2 separate regions of the Homo sapiens genome follow, and region 2 is linked to region 1. A link is an interaction called in ENCODE POLR2A ChIA-PET data of the cell type or tissue named here. Cell type or tissue: GM12878. All regions are shown on one strand.

The links. Peaks named below come from ENCODE experiments on the same cell type or tissue, not always from the same donor. Only the 100,000 strongest peaks of a DNase experiment are listed, where the experiment ranks them.
Region 2: POLR2A ChIA-PET joins it to region 1 with 5 read pairs; 6 of 35 experiments call an interaction of 5 or more read pairs at or near these places.

Annotation. Positions count from the first base shown.
Region 1 is chr11:123,306,424-123,310,423 of GRCh38, reverse strand. No RefSeq gene overlaps it. Among named protein-coding and RNA genes, the nearest start is that of LINC02727, 6.4 kb to the left of the region's middle. In GM12878, no CTCF peak of the experiment used is centred here; a DNase peak (open chromatin) is centred at 2,293; H3K27me3 peaks cover 122 bases.
Region 2 is chr11:123,067,457-123,071,456 of GRCh38, reverse strand. CLMP (CXADR like cell adhesion molecule) reads left to right here. Exons shown (of 7, transcript NM_024769.5): 7 at 1-1,585. The region is part of intron 1 of LOC124902775 (a long non-coding RNA gene); the gene reads right to left. Among named protein-coding and RNA genes, the nearest start is that of HSPA8, 7.3 kb to the right of the region's middle. RefSeq lists a silencer at 2,951-3,000. In GM12878, no CTCF peak of the experiment used is centred here; DNase peaks (open chromatin) are centred at 832 and 2,076; H3K4me3 peaks cover 1,938 bases; H3K27ac peaks cover 3,415 bases.

The DNA.
Region 1 (4,000 bases):
CCCTCAGAAGAGACAAAGCAGGTGAAGCCGTGCCCTCATGTAAGAGTGAGTTTCCATTCAAATCAGGAAGAGAGTGCGGGATTCCAGGATGCCCTTGTGTAAGAGTGAGTTTCCATTCAAATCAGGAAGAGGGTGCGGGATTCCAGGATGCCCTTGTGTAAGAGTGAGTTTCCATTCAAATCAGGAAGAGGGTGCGGGATTCCAGGATGCCCTTGTGTAAGAGTGAGTTTCCATTCAAATCAGGAAGAGGGTGCGGGATTCCAGGAAGAACTGGAGGATGCAAGGGCATTTATTTACTCTGGTGTAGTGTTTCAGAGGTCCTGCAGGAGACAAAGAATGAGTTAGGGAAGAGGCAGCCCAGGGAGAATGAAGACAAGAGTACTGCTTGGTGGTGCTTGCGACCCTTGCCACTGCCACCTTCACAATCATCCTCATCTCCCCTCCCTTGCTCCACATCCAATTGGCAACCAAGCCCTGTTGACTTTGAAATCAAAGTAAGTAGCTTTCTAGGCTCTTCCTGTCCTTTCCCCACTGCCCGTGCCTGAAAGCTCCCATGGTCTCCTATGTGAAGCACTGCAAAGACATCTTGTTTGGCCTCTGTCTCCTGCCTCAGTTATCCTTCCCCAGGCTGCCTCCACCCTACTCCCACCTTCCTCCATGCAGCTGATAGAAGGTTCTTTTTCATCCACAAACCTGATCCCATCATTCCACCACTCAGCATTCCTTGATGGCCCCTCAGTCTTCATCATGATGCAATCTGTTCTATTGGCATGGCATCCACAGTCCATCAAAATTAGGGACAGATAGTTGGGGAAAGATAATCTGATGTTAGACAGATAATGGCTGCTCTGTCTAATGGCATCTTCTCCTACTCCCCCTTCAGAATGTTATGCCCTGGTAGTACTCAGTTATTCCCAGCTCTCAGAACATGTTACTAAGTCCTCTCATGCATCCAGATTTTGCACATTCCAGTCCACCTGCCTACATGTTATTCCCACTTACCACACCTTGCCCCTGACAGAATCCACTCAAATGCTTCTTCCTCTGTGGGCTCGGCCTTCACTCCTCTGGACAGCTTAGGTGATCTTTTTCTTGAGCTCTGCCCACACATTGCACGACATGCCATGAGAACAAGTATATACTGCACTAAATATATGACTATTTCTCTACCACTTGACAGTAAGCTCTTTTGATTTTATTTATTTATTTTTGAGAGAGAGTTTTGCTCTTGTCGCCCCAGCTGGAGTGCAATGGCGGGATCTCGGCTCACTGCAACCTCCACCTCCTGGGTTCAAGCGATTCTCGAACCTGCCTCGGCCTCCCCAGTAGTTGGGATTACAGGTGCCAGCCACCATGCCCAGCTAATTTTTGTATTTTTAGTAGAGATAGGGTTTCACCCTGTTGACCAGGCTAGTCTCGAACTCCTGACCTTAGGTGATCCTCCTGCCTCGGCCTCCCAAAGTGCTGGGATTACATGTGTGAGCCACTGCACCCAGCCAACAATAAGCTCTTTTTAGAAGAAAACACTGTTTTTCATGCTTATCTTGACCACCTATCACATTATCTAGCACATAGTAGGTGCAAACTATTTACAGAATTTATGATTGACTTAGTAGATGTGTATTTAGGGAAAGGATATTCAGTCATCTAAGGCATGATGTACAGAATTAAGCTCCAGGTTTCAAAGGAAGCTCTTGTATGAGACATTTGGAAGCTCATAGACTATGTCTGTTGCATCTCCAGACCTCTCATTTTCAGGGCCAGCACAATATTTTTTTGTATGGTGAGGGCTTAATAAATATGGAAGAAAGACAAAGTCCCTGCCCTCAGAAAGGAGCCAGTAGACCAAGGAATATTTCTACAACCATGCCATTCCCACTCCCTTGCTTCCTCAGTTATCCCTAAGAAGTCCTAGGACTCCAATCACTTGTTCTTTCATCCATTTATTTAGCAAAGCTGTCGTAGGTCAAGCGCTATGTTCTGCTTTTTAATTGGAAACTTCTGGAAGGGCAAGACTGTGGTTAGTTTGAGTTGTGTGTATTACGCAAGCAGAGCATTCCATAGGAATAGACTCTTTTCCTCAAAGCATGTGACACCCAAGACCTTGGGGTCCCTGTGAGTTTTTCCTACCCCTGCCTGGCAGATTATTCCAGCTCGCCAGGCTTCCTCCACTCTCTGGAGTCCCGTTGTACTTGAGTCAGAACCAGACAGTTGGCATTAATTGCTCTCTAATTGTTTCAAGTGTGCTATTTTTATCTCCCCAGTACTCTGCACTCTCCTTGCAAAGGGGCCTGGTCTTTTGGTTTCACATTGCCATCGTGTTCCAGTGCTCAGTAAAAGCTTGCCGATTGATTTTTCTATGCACTGTAATTATTTCCAAGGCTGCCATGAGATAGAGGTTTCTGTTTGTTTGGTTGTTTTTTTTTGTTTGTTTGTTTTTTGTTTGTTTTTTTTTTGAGATAGGGTCTCACTCTGTCACACAGGCTGGAGTGAAGCAGCCTGATCATAGCTCACTGCAGTGACTTCCCGGGCTTCAAGGGATTCTCCTACCTCAGCCTCCCAAGGAGCTGGGGAGTCAAGGAGTGATTCTAGCTAATTTTAAAAATTTTTTATTGTAGAGACTGGGTCTTGCATGTTGCTCAGGCCAGTCTCAAACTCCTGGGCTCCAGGGATCCTCCCCTTGGCCTCCCAGAGTGCTGGGATTACAGGCATTCATCTCCTGGCCTGATGGAACTCTGTTGCTACTTCTACGCCTGCAATCCCCCTCCCCACTTTCAGAACTCACTGTTTTTTCTGTTGGTATCCAGCATGCTCTCATCTCAAAACTTCTCTGTTCTCTTTTCTCCAAAAGCAAATCTTATTTCTTGTACTGTCAATGCTCCTGAGCTTCTCTCTCTCGCTTTTTTTTTTTTTTTTTTTTTTTTTTTTTGCTAGTCCTCCTGCATAAGGGCTCTCTTGGCAAGAAATGTTATTCTTATCAACCGCTTCATGATCTATTTTTACATCTCCACGCAACTTATTAAATGCTTGTAGGACCTGCTGGGGTAAAGGAAGCCTTCACTTTGATTGAATTTCCCTGTTTTCAGCTTAATATTGAGGGAAAGACTGAGCTGAGGCAAGATCAACCAGGAAGAGAGAGACTTCTTTATGGAACGGTGAGCATAGAGTGCTCAGAAGTGAATGGTGAAGAAAGGGCCTGGGGAGGAATGCACCGGCCTGGCTCCCAGCTCCTTTCGACTTGGTCTCAGAGAAAAAGGCCATAAGATGGTAGAGACAGCTTAGAGGTTTGCTTAAGAAGTGCTTCTTAGAGTTCAGAGAGCTACCAAAGATTTTCTAAGAATTGCCATTATGCTTCTCCAGATGGTCTGAAATGACCCTGTTTACCCTGAAAGTTGACTGGATCAAAAGATCTGATAGATCTGGTGGGGCTGCTGAGATGGTTTTGTCCAACCTCCCCCAGGGTGTGATCTCTCAGGCTCTAAGTGAGCCATTCTGGTGACTGGGAGCCCACACATTCACAAGGCCCTATTATTATTAGGGAAAGCGTGGTGGTGGTGATAATTAATCTCCAAATCAATTCAGCCACATTTATTGGTTGCCTAGAATGGTGGGTAGCAGAGCATCGAGGTTGAGAGGCTTAGCTTTAAATTGGGTTTGAATCACAGCGGCAGCATTTCCGGACAGACTCCAGGCAGGTTACTCAAACTAAGTCTCAGTTTTTGCATAGATAAACGGATATAACTGTTCCCACTTCATGATGTTATGATGAGGATTATGTGAGACATAGGCAGCACTTAGCATAATGCCTGGTTCATGATAAGTGCTCAGCAACTGGTAACTCATAATAATATGATTATCCTGGGCGCATCCTCCTTCTTTACCAGGACCCCGTCCCAACGCTCAGCCCGCTCCTTTGAGGACCCCGGACAAAGTAATCTAGCAAACCCCCTTTCAAAGAGTGCCACCCTTTAGTTTTCCATTTCCCTCTCATCCCTTTCCA
Region 2 (4,000 bases), 240 kb after region 1:
GGCTCAGAATACTTTTTTTTTTGAGATGCAGTCTTGCTCTCATCACGCAGGCTGGAGTGCAGTGGCGTATCTCGGCTCACTGCGACCTCCACCTCCCGAGTTCAAGCGATTCTCCTTCCTCAGTCCCCCAAGTAGCTTGGATTATAGGTGTGCGCCACCACGTACAGCTAATTTTTGTATTTTTAGTAGAGATGGGGTTTCGCCATGTTGACCAGGCTGGTCTCAAAACGCCTGACCTCAGGTGATCCACCCACCTCGGCCCCACAAAGTGCTAGGATTACAGGTGTGAGCCACCATGCCCGGCCCAGAATACTTTTTAAAAGAAGAGCAGGTTAGAGGAAAGAAAAAAATTGATGCTGAATGTGGTGATGAAAGCATGTTTCTAAAATGGGAAGCAGATGCTTAAAGAGGAAAGACTAATCTGGGATTTTGCCCCATTTCTCTGGTTTTTCACTCCTATATTTAATTCTCACAATCGTGTCGTCACATAGTGCAAAAAACAAAATTCTTGTAAAGTCCCCAGGAGTTTATGCTTGGGTGAAAGTTTTAGCCTGAGTATTTTCTTCCTCTAAAAAAGGTGGGAAATGAGACATTGAGGAATTAACATATAAATGTCTGCTATGGGTTTAAGAGAACTGGCGTATTTGGAATGCTTCTTACACTAACACTGTCTCATTGTAAAATATAAAACCCCTTACTCTAACTACATTTTTATTCCTCTGGTAGTGTGGTATCCAGGCAACATATCACTTCTGCTATGTAATTCTAAGAATTCTCATTTCTAGAGTACCTGAGCCAAACAAATACACAACGGAAGCTGCAGCTGTATCATCACTAGCAATTTGCTCATCATTATTTACTACCTTTGAACCTAAGGTTTCCTGCCTATGCTTTTGAAAGCAAAAATCAGTCTCCTTTGCATGAAAAAGAGCCTTAGATTTTTAAACATGTTAGTTACCAGAATGCTAAAATACCAGTTGATTACCCAAATTATTTTGGAAATCTATCCATAATGGAAGTCTACAACAAACACATAAAACAGATTACACTAAGAGCTGAGAAATTCAAAGGAACTGAAGATTCTGAGAGATAAACTGTTCAAGTCTTAGCAATGATACTGCACTTCTCTTTGACAGGTTCTGGGCTTAAGTTAGAGGCCCTACTGGTTCCAAACCATATTCCACTGACTTTGCAAGTAAAATAAATTTGATTCTGAAATAGGAAACAAAAAAAGGAGAAATAACCGAATAGTAGAAGAAAAACTGTTTGTAGGAAGACGATGCAGATGGAATGATGTGGACATTGAGTAACCATGTCAATAAAATATATAAACCAAACTTAAATTTGTGAAATAAGGAAGTTGGTACCTTTGTTGTTACAGTGTATAAAAACAATTTCGGAACTGCTGTTGCAAAAAGACATATATAGTTTTGCTTCCTTCTGGTGTTAAGCTGTTTATATTTCAGTTTCAGTTTTAACTTCTAAGTTGCCTTGTAATTGGGACTGTGTTTCAGCATCACAAAAACCAAATATTTATTATGGATGCATCTGTATCAGCAATTAAAAAATAAACAAGTAAAAGTGATACTGTAGGAGAAGCTGAAGCTCATATAACCTGGAATGGAAATTTGTTTATCAGCTTGCTGCCAACAGAAGAACAGAAGAACTCAGACTGAATACGATCTATTATTTATCAATTTCAGTCACGAATTTACCAATTACTTTTTTCTCTCACAAGGCAAGATGCTAGGTATAAGTTGCACAGGGGATACCAAGAGTTGCTGTCCTTAAGGATTTATCAAAATTAATGAAATAATAATTACTAAGTAAGTATTTTGTGCCTAGGTGAAGTGCCAACAGAGAAGCACACACTAAGGGGTTCAAATAAATCTGAAAAGTATGCACTAAGAGATTCAAATACATCTGGAAAAAACTTCACAGAGGTCATTGCAAAATAGCAGCAATAATAGTAATCATCACTTACTGAGCCATCACGTGCCAGTCACACTAAGTACATTATACATTTTGTCTCAATGTCATACTCACATCAACCCTATAAGGAAATATTTGTATTCACATTCTACAAGTGAGAAATGTAAGGCTCAAAGAGGTTAAGTCAGTAGTAGAGCCAGCATTTATTTTCACTTTTATTTTTATTTTGAGACCGAGTCTAGCTTTGTCGCCCAGGCTGGAGTGCAGTGGCACAATCTCAGCTCACTGCAAGCTCCGCCTCCCGGGTTCACGCCATTCTCCTGCCTCAGCCACCCGAGTACCTGGGACAACAGGCGCCTGCCACCACGCCTGGCTAATTTTTTGTATTTTTAGTAGCGACGGGTTTCACCGTTAGCCAGGATGGTCTCAATCTCCTGACTTCATGATCCGCCCATCTCAGCCTTCCAGTGCTGGGATTACAGGCATGAGCCACTGTGCCCGGCCCTGGAGCCAGGATTTAAACCCAGCCACTGTTAGTATATTCCATCAGAACTGACAGATCCTGATTCATCATCATCTTCCCTCCTGAAATCCTCAAACTTTTACACTCAGCTATAGGCTTTCTCTCCTCTTTGCTTTCTTCCTTGACCTAAAGCTGTTCACCATACTTGGGACACACTTAGCTCACTCACACAAGTCCAAATCCTTTAGTTTTCCCTTGTTCTGCAAAACAAGATACAATTCCCAATTTTATAATTGCCTGATTTGTCTTTACATGGTAATGATGGGCTTAGATCATGTAATTTTTGTTGAATGTTAAGCACAGAGTATCTTGAGCACATCAAGATTAAATCTGTCCAATCTTCTGAGAGGCAAAAAGATAAGGTACATTAAAACTACAAAATAATAGGTACAGTTGATTCTTCAAAGATGATACAGTCATATCAATTTATTTAAAATGTAGGCTGGGGGCCATGGCTCACGCCTGTAATTCCAACACTTTGGGAGGCTGAGGTAGGTGGATCACTTGAGGTCAAGAGTTCAAGACCAGCCTGGCCACGATGGTGAAACTCCATCTCTACTAAAAATACAAAAACTAGCTGGGCGTGGTGGCACATGCCTGTGGTCCCAACTACTCGGGAGGCTGAGGCAGGTCAATCACTTGAACCCGGGAGGTGGAGGTTGCAGTGAGCGGAGATCGTACCACTCCACTCCAGCCTGGGTGACAGAGCAAGACTCTCAAAAAAAAAAAAAAATTATACAGTTCAAGGACCCCATGTTTAGTAATTATGTTTACAATTATTTACTTCTTTTTTTTTTTTTTTTTTTTTTGAGACGCAGTCTCACTCTGTTGCCCAGGCTGGAGTGCAGTGGTGTGATCTTGGCTCACTGCTGCAACCTCCGCCTCCTGGGTTCAAGCGATTCTCCTGCCTCAGCCTCCCGAGTAGCTGGGACTACAGGCGCACACCATCACGCCTGGCTAATTTTTGTATTTTTAGCAGAGATGGGCTTTCACCATGTAAGCCAGGCTGGTCTCCAACTCCTGACCTCAGGTGATCCGCCAGCCTCCCAAAGTGCTGGGATTACAGGCGTGAGCCACTGTACCCAGCCCTCTGTCATCTTTTATATCATATGTTTTTGTTACCACTTGTGGATGGAAAAGTAAGTTATAAAAAAGGAAAACTCAATGAGTTTGGCTACTTGTAAGCAGCTCTGCTAAAGATTTCAATTAGTAAAACAATTTAAAAATTAGGGCCAGCCACAGTGGCTCTTGCCTGTAAACCTAGCACTTTGGAAGGCCAAAGCAGGAGGATTGCTCGAGTCCAGGAGTTTGAGACCAGCTTGGGCAACACAGTAAGACCCCATCTCTGCAAAAGGAAAACAAACAAACAAAAAAAAAAACTTTTTTTTTTTTTTTTTTTTTGAGACGGAGTCTTGCTCTGTTGCCAGGCTGGAATGCAGTGGTGTGATCTTGACTCACTGTAGCCTCCACCTCCTGGGTTCAAGTGATTCTCCTCCCTCAGCCTCCTGAGAAGCTGGGACTAGAGGTGCGTGCCACCATGCCCAG